Linked DNA regions of Homo sapiens: region 2 is linked to region 1. A link is an interaction called in ENCODE POLR2A ChIA-PET data of the cell type or tissue named here. Cell type or tissue: HCT116. All regions are shown on one strand. Links, peaks and the distances in the headings refer to the core of each region. The heading gives the core; the rest is flanking DNA. Region 1 holds the start of LOC124901497 (a long non-coding RNA gene). Region 2 has its middle 17 kb from the start of LINC02518.

Region 1 (8,347 bases), core at 203-8,202:
AAAATAAAAAAGTTTTGGCTCTAAAATGGCTTAATCTCAGGAACTCATCATAGAGTAACTGTCTCTTCTCAGGAGGCATTAAATGCCTGTGAGCACCACAATCTAGTATGACTTCAGGCACTTAGACTCTTACCTCCACACCTCACTTTGTTTGCTTACTCAACTGCTAATGTTGACTAGCTATTGGGTATCCATCATACTCTCCCTGTTGATGGGGAGGTCTATGCATACTTGGTTAACCATTAACATGCAAGATGGTGTAGGAATTCAAAGAAAATGTAGTCTTTGCCCTTCATAAATTTGTAGTTTTGTAAGCTTCAATTTTTCAGCTTGAAAACTTCTGGAGTATAAGGAAAGGCAGAAAAAAACTTTGCCTAATGAGATAAACAGCCATTAAGAATTCACTTTTCCTCACTACTCTCCGTTCCAGTGTCTACTGTCTAAAATGGTCCACAGTATTGAGGAACACAGAAGCAATATTAGGCAGCTCTCCATGAATAGTTTTGAAACACTGTCTTCCTTATATTCCTCAAACATCTATTTCTCCATATGTCCCGACTTTCCTTTTTCCTCCTAGAAAATAAAAAAAAATTATATCACTCTACCATTTAATTTTGCCATAATGCTTTCCTTCTCAGAACCCCCTAAAGACTTCCAATGTCCTTCCAAATCAGATAAAAATTGGCCAGCAGCTGTTACAAGATTCTTCGTCAAATGACCGCAATGTTCTCTTGTTCAAGCAGATGAGATTTCTAGTTCAATTCATGGTCCCAGAAGAACTACTCAGCCTCCATGAGGGACCAAGAGTAGGATTCTAGCACTTGTAGGGCTCAAGGGACGGGTTCTTGGACCTCTGAAGATTCACTAAAAAATCAACTCAGGTAGATTAATTGGAGAAAAGGTGTACAAATTTATTTAACATGTATACATGGAAGCCTTCAGAATGAAGAGCCAAAAATACAATAAAAATTGTCAATTTTTATGCCTAGGTTAAATAAAGTATGAACAGCAGTGTAGAAATATAATTGGACAAAAAGTTATGATCGAATGTTAATTAGATCATTTTCTCTTGTGGGAAAACGCAGAAGGGCCTGTTTGTTTAGATTCTTCTTGATCTCTCTTGAGTGTACATTCCTTCCTTCTCAGAGGTGGGGCAGGACTCTCTCTGGAATGAATGTCTTATGACCTAAACAAGATCGATAAAATAATTTCTTTATGGCCAGTTTTTACACAGAAAGGTGGAGGAACGTTAAGTAATATTTTTAGGTTTTATGGCTGTCTTGGGGGGGATAAAGGGATTCTGGTTTCTGTAACCTGCCTGGGGACAACGGGGTTCCTAGTTTCTATGGCTAGCCTTGGAGGAGAATGAGACTGAGACAGTGGGCAGAAGAAGGCCAGAGAAAAATTTTTGCTTCTGAGGCCTTCATTTTGGGGTATTGTTTTGTGGGCATTAACACCCTGTAGTACTAGGTCAGGAGACTGATCTTATTTTATGAAATATGGCCCAATTGACATCTTAACATCAAAGACCTCATAATCTTGCTTTTCTCATTCAGTCTTTTTTAATAAAATTCAATACAGACAGCCTGGTTTCTTTACGTTGCCCTCAAAACTCCCATCTGAGTTCATTTATTTAATTTGTTTCTCTCACCTGGAATACATTTCATCTTTCTCCTTCATTTTTTCAAAGCCTTTTTCCCAACTTCAAGTCCCTTGCATGTAACCCCCAGAGACTTTCTCTGCTCTGAACGCTCTGTGGTTGAACTGACAACTGCAGTCATAAAGCACAGAGTTATCTGTGTCTACAATGTGCCAAGAGCTAGGGCTTGAAAGAACGGCAGGACAATCCTTGCAAGGCTTCCCATGCTATCAGGGAGAATGAGATGGATATTTAAGAAGATAAATATCAATATATTCTATTAGCATATGCCACCTTGTCTCTATCCACAAAGCACTGTGATATGACAGAGTGTTCTGTGTCACTCATTTGACACTTAGTATTTTTAAAACTACATACATGATGTCTTCCAACAAACACTGAGGTGTTAGTTGAGATGTGGTGATATAAAAAAGCCTCTCTTCAATAATATACAAGCTTTGTGAGGTCACACCGCTCTGTGACCCTTCTCTTTCCAAGATCAATACAACACACATGGCCCTATGTCATAATGAAGAGTGCAGACTCTGGAGGCAGAAGTCCTCTGTCTGAATATAGCTGAGCCACTTACTATGTGTGTGTTCTCGAGCAAGTTTCTCAGTGCCTGAGTTTTCTTATCTGTAAAATGGGGCAATAAATTTACCTACCTCATAGAGTATTTGAGAAAATCGAATGAGATAATGTAAGTAAAGCACTTTGCACACTGTTTGGCACATGGCAAGTCAATAAATGTTAGATATTTTTGTGTTATCTCAACATATCTAATGCAAGTGACTGGCAGTCCAATGATACAGTTTCACTGCCTCTAAGGAGTTAGGGGTGCAGCTGTAAGTAACACTTTCTGCATGATGGATCCTCTCTGAGTTACATAAAATGAAATAGAATTTCATGCCTAAAATCTCGTCTTAAATATAGTATTTTTTAAAGCTTCATTCCCTGTTGCCCAAGGGACCTATTGCAGGATTCGGGTATAAGCCGTCCCCACCCTGACCAGTGGGCTAGAAACTTTCTACTGGGCACTCACCTTCAGTCTTGGCTCTGCTGGCGTGAGCAGGGCAGGGTTAGGGACAGGACAAGCACATATCCTAGTTCGCCTAAGACCCTTACAGGTTAGGCTTGTTGTCCCAGTGTTTTTATTAACGGCACTTCCACTTGTTCCTTAGACATGTCTTGGTTTGGACAATAAATTACTCAGCCACCCTAGTTATAGAGTCTGCTATTCTGTCCCCCATTAAAGAGCAGAGTGTAAAAGGGAAACATGGGCTGAGTTTAAACCCAGCTTTGACACTGCTGCTCGTTAGCCACAGGTCCTCAGGCAATTGCTGAATTTGGCTGATTGGTAAATATCTTAGTCCATTCAGGCTGCCCTAAAAAAACACCATAGACCGAGTGGCTTACAAAAAACAGAAATTTATTTCTGATAGTTTTGGAGACTGAGAAGCCCAAAATCAAAATGCCAGCAGATTCAGGGATGGTGAGAGTCCACTTTCTTGTTTACAGATGGCATCTTCCAGCCATGTCCTCACATGGTGGAAGAGGAAAGGCCTTCTGAAGCCTCTTTCATCAGGGCACTAATCCCATTCATGGGACCTCTGCCCTAATGACCTAATCACCTCCCAAAGGTCCCACTGCCTAATACCTTAACATTGGTGATTAGGTTTCAACATATGAATTTTGGGAAGACACAAAAATTCAGACCATAGCAGTAAATTTTGCTCATTAGTAAAATGAAAATAATCATACCTACCTACCTACCTCACATGGCTATGAAAATCACATGAATACACAAGTAGATGTCCAAATATGTGAATTCTTTTGCCTTTCCTTTCTACCCTGCATGCATGCACAGAAAACAGTCCCAACCTTTTGAGGTTAGGCTGCATCTGCAGGGCGCCTGCTTTTGAGGTTAGGCTGCATCTGCAGAGAGTCAGCATGGCCTGTGCACGGCATGTGTGTTTCCCAGGCAGTGGGGAGGGACAAGGCCCTCCTGGGTCTGTGTCCCAGATCACTTAGGGGAAAGAGAGAGACCCTATGGCTACTGATTACAGGCTTTAGCTGTAATCATTCAATTACATCCTTTTATGTTCTATTTTACTGCATCTGAAAGAGGCAAGGATATCTGGATATCTAATAGCTACATTTACTGGGAGGTGAGCTACTAAAAATAGTCCCACAATCTGTGAGCAGGTTTCCAGGAAATGCTGGACTTGTTAGAGCAGAACTGCAAAGAGTCTGTTAATCAAGCCCTTCATTTGAATCACTTGCCCATGCTGCTCGCCCAGGGCTGAAGGCTTAGCTCTTGCTCATAGGAAGTGAGATAGTATAGCAGAATCTTAAAGGAATATAGGCAATTAAAGGGGAGTTGACGATTAATACTGAAACATGTATGGGGATTGTACAGGAGTGACTTTAAGCCAATTTAAAGTATCACAACACTAAAACTACCAGGACCAAATGTAATTCATTATTTTAATTCCCTCTGGATAAGATTGTCTCTAGAATTCCAAGTCTTTAATGATGATAATGTATTTTCATTTGTGGATCCTCTCATACCTCAAGCTGGAGAGGCAGAGGGCCCATGCCCTTTTTAAAAATCAAAAGTAAATATGATGAAGTCTTTTAACTTCACAGATGGATGCTACTGGAGATATTTCAGAATATTAACATACAAGATATTCCAGTTTTCTTGCAGTTCTTACAAAGGGCAGAGACAAAGCCTGATTAGAATGAGTTTGCATTGTCAGAATTTTTGAGTCTGGCATTTTCCTTGAGTTTAAATGCTATATTAATAAATTCTGAATATAGTTTAATGCCACTACTTTTTCTAACTTGAAGTCAATTATTAAAAGATCAAAAATTATTAATGTGTTTTAAGGAAGAATACTGTGGAAATGAAATACAACACACACAGTAAGCACCTTAAAAAAAAAGTTAGTACTTAGCATTAAAAAATAAATGATAAAAATACAAAATTGAATTACTAATTTATTTTGAACTTTAATAAAATAAATTAAAATACAATACCATTTGAAATTAAGGGTAACTAATCATCTGCTAGAAACAAAAAATTAAGGTTTTTTAAAAAATTAATTGGACCATTAATTCAGGATGCACTTTAAGACATTTTGTAAAGAATTTTTCATGCTCCATCTTTGACAAAACAAATGGTGGATTTAGGTAAAGGGATAAAAATGGCAGTAAATCCATAACAAATGTTTTGTCAGGAGGAAATAAACACCTTTACATGTAGTAGACAACACTATTTTGAAGTGGGAATTGATTTCACCTTATACTTCAGTTTTGTTTCAAATTGTTTATTTCTGTTAAGAGATAGGGGGGAGTTCCCGACAAAAATCTTTCAATCGGCTGTTAATGAGTCACTTGTGGTCAGGTTCACAGACAAAAGCCTTTTTATTGACTGAGCTGGGTCAGATTTCCAGATTTTTCCTACCCTTTTTCATACCATGAAGACAAAACAAGTCAGAGGAGGAGTGTTGTGGGGACGCCCGTCATCTCAAGTTTTTGAAATAGGGGCAGCCATCAAGAAAGTTGCTTCAAGGATGGGATCTTTTTCTGGATTTGCTGTGAACACTGAGACATTCTGGTTCAATCTTTGTATGTTCAGGGCACAACATTCTCTTTCTGCAAGTGATGTCATATTTGGGGGCATAGCTGTAAGTCAACAGGGCTAAGCCCGGGCTGTTCTGTCTTTGTTCTAGTTCTGCCCTCAGTAGCCATGCGGCATTAGCCATGTCTTTCAGCCTTGATATCTGTCAAATGATTGGCGATCAGGCCTCTTCTCAGGTCCCTTCCTACTAATTACTAATTCTATCTATATTTCCTGTTGTTTATAATCAATATATAATATGCGTGTGTGTGTGTGTGTGTGTATGTATAGTTTAGGTTAGATAACTACTCATATATTGGTAAAAATAAAGAACTATTTTGTTTATAATAATGCAGTTTCAAAATTCAAAACAAACTTTTTACTTGATTCTTGGTCTTGTGATAGTTTAAAAAATCACCTCTTACCACCTTTTTTGGGGCTCCAGTCTTAATTTTAATCACAAAGGAAGTGGTAATTTGTTAGGCCAATAACAGAAAATAATAAAAATAGTTAAAAAAAAATGTGAGGAGAAACAAAAGGCAGACCAGGTTGAAGAAAGTCATTTCTTTTCTTCAGCAACATCATGATATGTGGTAAATTAGGAAGTGTGTTGATACACACTGTGTATTTGTGTATATGTAGAAGAGGAGGTGGTATGTTGCTAAAGGAGAGTCCAAGAGATGATTAAAGGTCAAATGTCAACCATTTGGCTGTGGTTTTTATGTGCCTTTTACATTTATTGCTCCCCCATAAAAGTAAAATGTGACTAGTTAAATAAGTGTTGCTAAAACAGGATATTGAAGTTGTAATAATGGGAAAGCATTGCAAAGAACCCTTAGAGAAATTCAAGTCATTTCACATATTAATTTCTTAAAATTGATTTTTTTCTTTCATGTTTTTAAGAAAAAATTCACTTAAAATAATAAAGACTTCTACATTTAGCGCCTATACATATAGTGGCTTAAAAAAAAACAGTTTGAAATAGAAAACTGTCCTCAGATCCTTTGGTATGCAAAAGCATCGCATTGAAAGGGAAATCTGCGGCTGAGCATGCTGTGATTTTAATTTTATGTTTTAAGTTATTGGAATAAAATACCAGACACTGATAGTCACACAGTTTTAAAAAATCAACCTAAGACCTTTATCTGTCATACCTCCTCTCCTGGGGAAAGACAACGTGGCAGGGCCTTGCTTCAAGAGCCCAGAGAACTGGCTTCTTGTTCCCAGTCTACCACTTACTGAGCTGCTGCAAATTTGATTCCTTCTCAGTCTTCCTGGTTTCTAATTACCATGTCTGTAAAACAGGAATAAACAAACTTCAATAAAAACAGGGGACCTGATCAAATGTCACTTGACTTCACTTCCAGCTTTAAGATCCAGTGAATGTGTCAACTCATGACTAAAAATGCACTGAAAAGGGGGGCGGGGGGAAGAAAAGAAAACCACTCCTGGCATTCGCTGAAATAGTCAGCAGAGATTCCACTCTCTCATTCTCACTTTCCACCACACTCTGCTCCCTGGTTCTCCCCCATTCTCCCACTATCACTGCGTAGCTTACTGGTCCAGGGGCTTATCAGCTAACACCAATGGTCTACTGGCTGTGTCCTCCTGCCCCTCAACTCCCTCTCCCACACAGCACTCCTTCTTCCTCAAAACAGTTGAGATCATCATGTCCCTATCTCAAATCTTATGTTAGAAAATTCAGATTTGGTCTGCCACTGAAAGCCCTCCATAGTCCAGCTACAATTATCCTTTTTAGATCTACAGCTCTTCATTCCTTGACCCACAGAAATTCTTGGCTTCAAACAAATGATATTATTAATTTGGCCCGGAATTAAAGTGATCATATCCTGTTGCATAAATTTTTCCCAAACCATTCTCTCTGTCCCTCACATGCAATGAATTGGAGGGATTATCTTAGTTGGAGAGAACTGCTCCAGCTTCTCCAACTAAGATCATCTCAGCTATGCTTCACTTTCAGATTCAAATCCTGCCACTGCTAAAAGGTTCTCTTTCTCTCTTCCCTCTGAACTTCATTAATTAATCATATCTTTATTATTCATCTGGCTTTTTGCACTTACTCTTTTTGTTATAGTTTTACTGCCCATAGACCCATGTTTCTTTCCCGAACTGGGCTATCAAGTCCTTGAAGGATGGACCCTAGGCTTGTCTTTCTCTGTCTCCTGCACAAGTCTGCTATAGGACTTCCTGAGTAATATAAAAACAATGATAAAAATGTGTCTATGTTACGCTTACATTTAAAATCAAGTTGTCCATTTCTGTGAGATTTCCTTATTCCTTGACTAGAACTGTCATCACATGAACTATATACTCACTTGGCAAAGTATGAAATATATAGAAAACTAAACCTGCTTGCATTATTTATTCTTAAATGTCAACGGCCTTTCAAGTTATTATGTTTAGAAAGATCAGTGGCAAATGATAAGCAAAATTATTAAAGTGTTTTTTCAATTTCTTTTAAATATATCAAATAGAATTCTAATATTTGGTCATAGCATTTATTACAATTACTTTCAGTACCAAAAATTGAACACCTTCCCCTTGTCTTATGTTCTCTTGGAACCAGTGTTCTTAAATTAAAAAAAAAAAAAAAAGATAATGATTGTATCATAGCCAAAATATGCTTCCTGGTGATTCAGAATTAAAATGTACTACTTGCAATCTTTTATATCACTAACATCTGGAAAAGCATAAGACAAAGCCTAAGTGGTTTTAAGAATGACATTATTCAGATATGATTATTGTTGGAAATGGTCACAACTTGAGCTAATTGAAAACTTTAAGGGCTAGTTTTTATATTACCTTAATTTTCCCCATAATAAAGTGAAAGGCCTATTTCAAAGAAGTCTAAAGGTCTCTTATATTATAGGAATTAGTTACACACCTAGATCATGCTTTGCTATAATTCACCTTGTTTTTACATTATGTTTTATGACCTTCAAGGGGAAAAAATAGAAAACTATAATGAGAAACTAGAGAGGTTGAAAATGTAGGTGATTTTCCTGGCTTGTTCTCCAGTGAATTTCTAGTTGTGTACCCAAGGCCTTTAAAACTATCTAATG
Region 2 (8,347 bases), core at 178-8,177, 90 kb after region 1:
AAAAGAAAAAGAAAAAAAAGAAAAGAAAAGAAAAGAAAAGAAAAAAAGAAAATGTGGTACATATACACCATGGAATACTATGCAGCCATAAAAAGGATCGAGATCATGTCCTTTCCAGGGACATGGATGGAGCTGGAAGCTGTTATCCTCAGCAAATTAATGCAGGAACAAAAAACTAAACACCACATGTTCTCACATATAAGCTGGAGCAGAACAATGAGAACACATGGACACAGGGAGGGGGACAACACACATTGGGGCCTGTTGGGGGGTAGGGTCAGGGGAGGGAAAGTATCAGGAAATAGCTAATGCATGCTGGGCTTAATACCTAGATGATGTCTTGACAGGTACAGCAAAACGCCATTACACACATCTACCTATGTAATGAACCTGCATATCCTGAACATGTACCCTGGAACTTAAAATACAAATTAAAATTAATTATAAAATAAATAAAACTTTAAAAATTTAAATGCACACTTACTATATGACATAGCAATACCTAGGAATATGTGTAAGAAAAATAAAAACCTGTCACAGAGACATGTAGGTAAATATTCACAGCAGCATTATTCATAATAGCCAAAAACTGGAAATAATTCAAATGTCCATCAATTGGGAAATGGACTTTTTTAAGTGCCATATCCATACAATGGAAGGTTATTCAGCAATAAAAATGATAGCACTACCATACATGCTACAGTGTAAATTAACCTCAAAGAAGAAGTCAGGTGCAAAAAGCATAATTACTCTGTAATTCATTTATATAAAATGTTCAGAAAAAGCAAATTTATAAAAAGAAGAGAAATCAGTATTAGCCTAGAGGTGAATGTGGAAGCAGTGATTAACTATAAATGAGTACAAGAAAACTTTAGAGGTAATGGAGATGTCCTAAAACTGGAATGTGATGATGATAGCTCTGCTGTATAAATTTATTACAAATTATTGAATTGTATACTTATAATAGGTAGACTTTAAGATACATAAATTATACTTCCATAAAGCTGTTAATAACAAAAAACTACATTACATTGGAAGGTATCTGGACATAAACTACTTGATAAGCAAGAAGTCTACTGATTTTAAAGACATCCCCAGAATTTTAAAATTCTGGCCGAATTTTTGGTTTCTCTTTATGTAGTCCCAATCAAGGTAATGGAGAGTTAACTTAGTTTCCCCTATTATGAACCCATCTTAAATGTGGAAGGGAAGAAAAAGAGTGAGTCAGCTCTCACATGACCCAAACTTGTTGCTTCGTCTCTAAAAGTGAGTCATGAAGGCAACTTTTTCCTTGCCTATGAACGTGTTTGAGGAAAAACTATGTGCTTGGTTTAGCATCATTGACCACAATAATTATAGTGCATGAGAATTTATGTTGTATATAAGACTGCTAGATTGGTGGTGGGGGTTTAAGGGACTCAATGCCTGAGGTCTAAGTCTTTAATCCACAAAAAAAAATGCACTTTTTTTTAATGGTCTAAACTAACAATTATGGGTTGTAGAAGTGTTTGTGCTTGTTCAGATGTTCCATGACCAAGAATTTGAAGATGTACATTTTCCAAGTAAATCCAGTACTGAGGAAGAGTGTTAAATTGTCATATTGGAGAGCTGTTTCTATTTTAATGAGTCACATCTCTAGTAAAGACAGGTCTTTCTTGTAAGACAGACCAAGTCTGCTCAGAAGTTAAGAAAGAAGGTATGGTTCACGTTCTTGGAGGGGGAAAAATGTTTTCACTTATGATTTGAACTCCATCACTAAATTATTACTGATGGTCACAGAGCAACTGTTAGACTACATATTGGTCACCAATTTGATTTCACACTAACGGTAATAGCACAAAAGTTCCCAAAGGCTCACACAGAGCAACAGAGCAATCACATCTCTTAAGCAGTTACTACTTAAGCTGTTAATTTTGCCACTTTTTTCAAAATCAGTACGGCACCAAAGCCAGTATTTCAACCCAATTTGAGGCACAGGATCAGATACATAAAACTATTTACGCTGCTGCGCATCATCTATACAATATCAAGGCTAAAAAGAACAGCTTTTAAGTCTGATATATTACAGTCTTTTTGAGACAACAGCTTCCCAATTTTTATTTTATAGATTATTACAGTGGAAGCAGGTAGTCCTTTCATATAACTTCCCATATGCCTAAACGTTTATTTTATTTCTGTTCCTCAAAGTGAACAAAAAACATAAAGAATAGAGGAGTATTTAATTATACATCTAGATCACCTAGTAGCTGTAGTAATGTTAGAAAAGATAATTTTGAGGTCTTAATTAGTGGTACGAAAAGCCATAAGAGGATAGAATTCCCTCATTTCTGGTCCTTTTCCTCCAATCCAGAACCACAACTGAGCAACTAAAGAAGCTTAGCTCAAATTTTATACGGCAAAACTCCAAACCCATGCAAAGTTTGTCTGAATTTAAGTTCAGCTACTATTCTCATCCTATCTGCAATCAAGTGAAGTCAGTTTCTATTGGCCCGTGGAGGCTCAGACCTACACAGAACCCAGAACCAGTCATCACCCAGGCAGAAAGTGGATCAGAGGCCCGTAGTTGAGCCAAGCTTTGCTTCATGAGGCTGAAACCATGGCACCATCACTTATACGTCCATCAGGACTAGGTACATTGTGCCTACATTGACCTCTGGGAATTTCTCTTCTGTCAACCCAGAGTTCGTCAGCTTGGATCTTTTCCTCCCAACACTTTAGAACTCTGGTAACAACAGACATTTTGCATGCTTTCCCAATTATTTGGACCTCTAACCTTTTCTAATCTTTCAGAATCCTCCCTATACTATTTATTTCTGAGACTACTTTTTCCTGGCTTTTTTCCCAGTGACCCCATACTCTGTGGCTGTGCCATGGTAAAAAAGGAATCATTGTCACTGCAACAAGGACTTTAGTTCTATTGCACCATGGCTCCCTATAAAGCCAGCAGTAATTTGGCACCATGAGGCTTTAATTTAAATTCGTATTCCATGATTTCAATTTAGCAAACTTGCTGAGGCCCTCCTCTATGCTAGATGCTCTGTGAAAATGACTACCTGCACCTAGCCCCCAAATTCACAACCACTCCCCTCCCCAAGATTTTTTGCTTTTAAATTAGACATGAGGAAGAGTTAGTAATAAGGGAAACAGCTGACCCTGAATGTCTCACCCTCTGAAGCATGAACCCAAGGTTTTCTCTGACTTATGAATCATATTTAAGATGACAATACTCTTTGAAGTTATTTTTCTTGAAGTATTAGCAAGAGGCATGTCCTAGGCTTCTCAGAGAGGTTTTGTGTAAATTAATGCTGCTTCTGGAATACATCAAAGGAAGTATAAATGCACAAATCATATCAGAGTCTCTCTCCAAGGTGTTTACTTCCCAAGCATCTAGACCAGCACTGTCCAACAGAAATAGAATGTGAGCTACACATGCAATATTTAATTTTTTAGTAGCACCATTTAACATAGTAAAATGAAACAGGTAAAATAAATTTCAGTAACACATTTAATTTAACTTATTATGTTCAAAATTTTATCGTTTCAATTAAGTCTTTAAAATCCCGTGTGTATTTTACGCTTACAGTACATCTCAGTTCAGCCAAGTCACGTCTCAAGTGCTCAATAGCCACGTGGGCCTAATGGCTACCACATTGGACAGCACAGTCTCTGTTTAGTTAGTGAAAGCCACCCAAAACAAAGCTATAGACTTAGAATAATTCTTTTGAATTGTTAAACTTTTGTAATTGACTAAACATGGTCCAATAGCCATGCCATTAGATCTTGTTTAGAGGCAAGCAAACTGTTGACCTGAAATAATGTTTTTGAATCATCAAAGCTTACAGAATTGTATAATTGATGAACTTGGGTCAATGACTTGCTTAGATTTTGTCCAAATGTGAAAGGTTTTCCATTTCAAAAAACTGTAGCTATGAGAATTTAAGATGTCACGATTAATTGGGTAAGGATTTTGATACTGGGCTATTTCACTTTATGAACAGAGCTGTCTCAAATCCACCAAAATGACTTATGATGAGAATCTCTATACCAGCAGCAGAAAACAAGCTAACAATGCTATTGAAGTCAGAATGTATCATTTGCATATCTTGTGACATGTCTGTGGTAACACTTTGCCCTTGGCAAAGGTCAGAGACACAGACATGGAGCCTCAAGGACTGGTCTCCAATCTCCTTATAATTAGCTTTGCAGACATGAAATTCCTGACCCTGAAAAGAGAATGCCTCCCTCCACTGAGAAACAGTATCTAGTCTCTTCCTGTGTGAGAATGTTTTGCTTCAATGTAAACAAACTAAAGAGTTGAAAAATGAGGTGCAAATATGCTCTCTTCCAAGTAAACAACCAAGCCAGTTAGAATATGATTTTCCTGGAATGTGTTGTGAATTCCAAAGGCAGGCACACACTTGTCAAAAGAACAGAACGTCCTATGATGGATATGGACTGAAGTGGAATACATTCATGCATAAATTCCACAAATCCAACCATGCATTTACATTTTTATAATGTTTACATATATATATATATATATATATATATTCAAATATTTTCTGGATCTTAAGGCATAGCAAGTGTTTATTTTAAAGAACTTTGTTTTGTGGATCATTAGAACCAATCTTATTTGGTAGCATCACTGAATATTACATCACCTTCTAACATCTCTGACGCCTGTCTTGCTTTTTGTTTTTTTAACAAGAGAGATACAACACAATGACTAAAAAGAGAAATGCTTCCCAAACTACTTAAGTATCTTAGAACAATTTTAATTAAGTATGGTTTATTAAGCTACTAAACATCCAGCCAGATAGGTATATGTCCCCTGCTACTTATATTCCTAACTGGAAGGGCTTTTGTTAGTGTTACCCTTTGAGTTGGTTCTCAGGGCTGGGGGTAGGGTGAGGTAAGTGAAGCATTCACTTCAGGTGCAAAATTTGAGGAGGCATCAAAAAACTCAATAATCAAGAAAAATAATGTTTCTAATACAACATTTTTTAAAAATCAAAATTAATGCAAAAAAATATGATGAAAAAAATAACAAAACTTTAAATAAAGACAAAATGTGACCCTGCACAACTCTGCCTCAACTCCTTCACCCTAGACCTAGCTCTGTTCAACCCCCTGCTTTGGAGGGAAGAGTGAATGGTCTGTGGGTGGATTGCAGACAAGGAATCAAGCGGTGTGCTCTTCCTTCAGAGTTGAGCAACCTGCTCTGTTCCTCTATACTGTGAGCACCATCTGGTTAGGCCCCCACTATGGGAGGGCTTGCAGCTGGCCAGAGCTGCCATTGTCTCTAAAGTACAATCATATGTCTTTCAACAAAAGCGACACTTTCTGAGGAGTGCATCATTAGGTGATTTCGTTATTGTACAAACATAAGTAAACATCAGTGTACTTACAGAAACCTAGTTGTATAGCCTACTATGTATCTAGGCTATATGGGATAGCCTATTGCTCCTAGGCTACCAAGCTGTATAGCATGTTACCGTCCTGAATTCTCTAGGCAATTGTAACATAATGGGGAAGAATTGTGTATATAAGCATATCTAAACATAGAAAAGGTACAGTAAAAATATGGTATAAAAGATAAAAATTTGTGTGCTTATATAGGACACTTACCATGAATGGAGTTTGCAGTACTGGAAGTTGCTCTGGGTCAATGTTAGTGTGAAACTGACCCAGTTGTCCCATAGAGCTGACGTTTATGGTTTCCTGGACTAAACATAGAAATGGATCCACCCAGTTTTAAAACTTGAGAAAATTATACTTGTTTTGTCTGAGTTCCTTTCTCTGGAAACCAACCATCAGACCTCCCAGATAGTAGCAAGGAGTTGAAACTCACCAAATCACTTCATTTGGACAGTGAGATGTCAGACCCCTCACCCCCATCATGATTGCCTAACTGACCACCTGCTTTCCATTGACCAATTCCTCTTACTTATCCCTCCCCAATTCCTGTTTTCCCACACAGGATTACATTTCTTCCCTGCTATATAACCCCTAATTTTACTGGTCCAGAGAGGTGGATTTGAGACTGATCTTCCATCTCCTTGGCTGTAGCACTTAATTGAAGTCTTCTTCCTTGGCGATATCCATTGTCTCAGCGATTAGCTTTCTGTGCGGTGAGCAGCAGGACCTAACCTAGACTGCACCCCTGATGTTTTGGTAACAAATGAGTGGTGAGTTAATGTGAAGGCCTAGGACATTACTGTACACTACTGTAGACTTTATAAACATTGTACACCTAGGCTAAACTAAGTTTATTTTAAAATATTTTTCTTTCTTCAATAATAAATTAACCCTAGCTTACTATAACTTTTTTATTTTATAAACTTTTTTATTTTTAAAATTTGTTTATTCTTTTGTCAAAGCACTTAGTTTAAAACACAAACACATTGTACAGCTGCACAAAATTTTATTTCCTTATATCTTTATTGTATAAAGTTTTTTCCATTTAAAAAACTGTACTTTTTAAACATTTTTGTTAAAAACTAAGACACAAACACACACATTAGCCTTGGCCAACACAGGGTCAGGATCATCAATATCATTGTCTTCCACATCCATATCTTGTCCCACTGGAAGGTCTTCAGGAACAATAGCATACATGGAGCTGTTATCTCCTATGACAACAATGCCTACTGGAACACCTCCTGAAGGATCTGCCTGAGGCTGTTTTATAGCTAACACTTAAAAAAAATAACTAGAAGGAGTATACTCTAAAATACCAATAACAAATATGTTTAGTAAATACATAAACCAGTAACATAGTCATTTATTATCATTACCAAGTATTATGGACTGCACATAATTGTATGTGTTATATATACCTTTATAAGATTGGCAAGGCAGTAGGTTTATTTACACCAATATCAGCACAAACATGGGAGTAATGCATTGCACTATGACTTTATGATGGCTACAATGTCAAAAGCAATGGAAATTTTTCAGCTCCATTAGAATCTCATGGGACCAATGGTATATACACTGTCTGTCATCGACTGAAACATTATTATGTGGCACATGACTATATTAGCAAGCCCACCTTGTTTAGAGACCAAGCATCAGGTTCCCCAACAGTCTTGGTGAAAACAGCAACATTTTCCTCTCCATCTGCCTAACTTTTGTGGATGTGTATGTCTCTTAATAGATTCTGAATTCAGGCAAGTGAAAAGGGGTAGTTCGTTCTGAATCCTCTAACATCCAGTCATATAATACTGGAACTCCTGCACATTCTTGTAGTCATCATAACAAATAGTCTTATGTTATACAGATGCTGTGCATCAGTCACTCTTTCCTATGTGTTTTAGGATGATAGTGGTAGGGCCATTCAAATTCCTGTATCTTAAGTTCACCAGAAATAAACTAAAAATATTCTTTATTTCCTCTGGGTTTGCTTCTGTTTCATTCTGTAGAGAATACTTGAAAGAAGAACTAGGCATATTTTAGTTAGACCCTAAATGATCTTAGGCCTACTTCTCATGACCTTCAGACAGAGCCCATCACTGCCACCAATTGTCACTAGTTGTTGACTTCCCAAACATAACACAATATGAATTGCATCAAACTCTGTCTTCAATTGGCTTGTAGTCTAAAATAGGCCAAACCAAATCATATAGGCTGCATGGAAAATGGAAAATGTATTGAATAATTAATTAAGGGCACAGAAATATCTTCTTCATAAAGAAAATGAATTCTATTGCTACATGTCCTGATTTGAGTCTTTATTTCACAAGGTAGAAATAAGACGGGGACCCATAATAGTGGCATTCCCAGAGAAGAGGGGCATGATACAACAGTAGTTTTATGCAGTAAGAACAATTAAATGTGCACAAAATAATAAGCGATGTTTTTCAAAATTTTGATGCCTGAAGAGAAGAGGAAAGGGGCAGAATTGGAGTGCACTTGACAGAGAGGAGAGAGAATGACCTGAGACCAGGTAGGTGGGAGATAGGAAGACACTGTCAGAAAACAAATACCAGGCTCCAGAAATTATCGGCAAAAAGGGACATAACTTCCTTTGTCCATAGCCAGCCACCTGCTTTCACATGTACCTTTAAACTCCCACACATCCTTCATCACTTGCTTACTAATGCCTGGAATTCCTTTATCTGCAAGTGAAGGTATTTATAAAAAGTCAGATGAAGAATCATTAAATTCAAATATGTATTGACATCACGAATGAAACTCAATCACAATAAAATGTAGGCAGCTAATCCATCATTAAACTCCTCATTCTAATGAGGCAAAGACTGAAATATGAAGATGAAGATATGCATGCACTGGTTACATTTGTATCCTCAGTACCTAGCACAGCATCGGGAATTAGCATGTGCTA

Evidence for each region. ChIA-PET counts read pairs that join two places held together with the same protein. Peaks named below come from ENCODE experiments on the same cell type or tissue, not always from the same donor. Only the 100,000 strongest peaks of a DNase experiment are listed, where the experiment ranks them.
Region 2: POLR2A ChIA-PET joins it to region 1 with 10 read pairs; 5 of 35 experiments call an interaction of 5 or more read pairs at or near these places.

Annotation. Positions count from the first base shown.
Region 1 is chr6:113,356,113-113,364,459 of GRCh38, forward strand. It overlaps LOC107986637 (a long non-coding RNA gene), which reads right to left. Exons shown (of 4, transcript XR_001744312.2): 3 at 6,419-6,558. It overlaps LOC124901497 (a long non-coding RNA gene), which reads right to left and starts at 2,127. Exons shown (of 2, transcript XR_007059930.1): 1 at 1,652-2,127; 2 at 891-1,186. In HCT116, for the core only: no CTCF peak of the experiment used is centred there; a DNase peak (open chromatin) is centred at 5,089; H3K4me3 peaks cover 597 bases.
Region 2 is chr6:113,445,999-113,454,345 of GRCh38, forward strand. No RefSeq gene overlaps it. Among named protein-coding and RNA genes, the nearest start is that of LINC02518, 17 kb to the left of the region's middle. In HCT116, for the core only: no CTCF peak of the experiment used is centred there; DNase peaks (open chromatin) are centred at 1,285 and 3,233.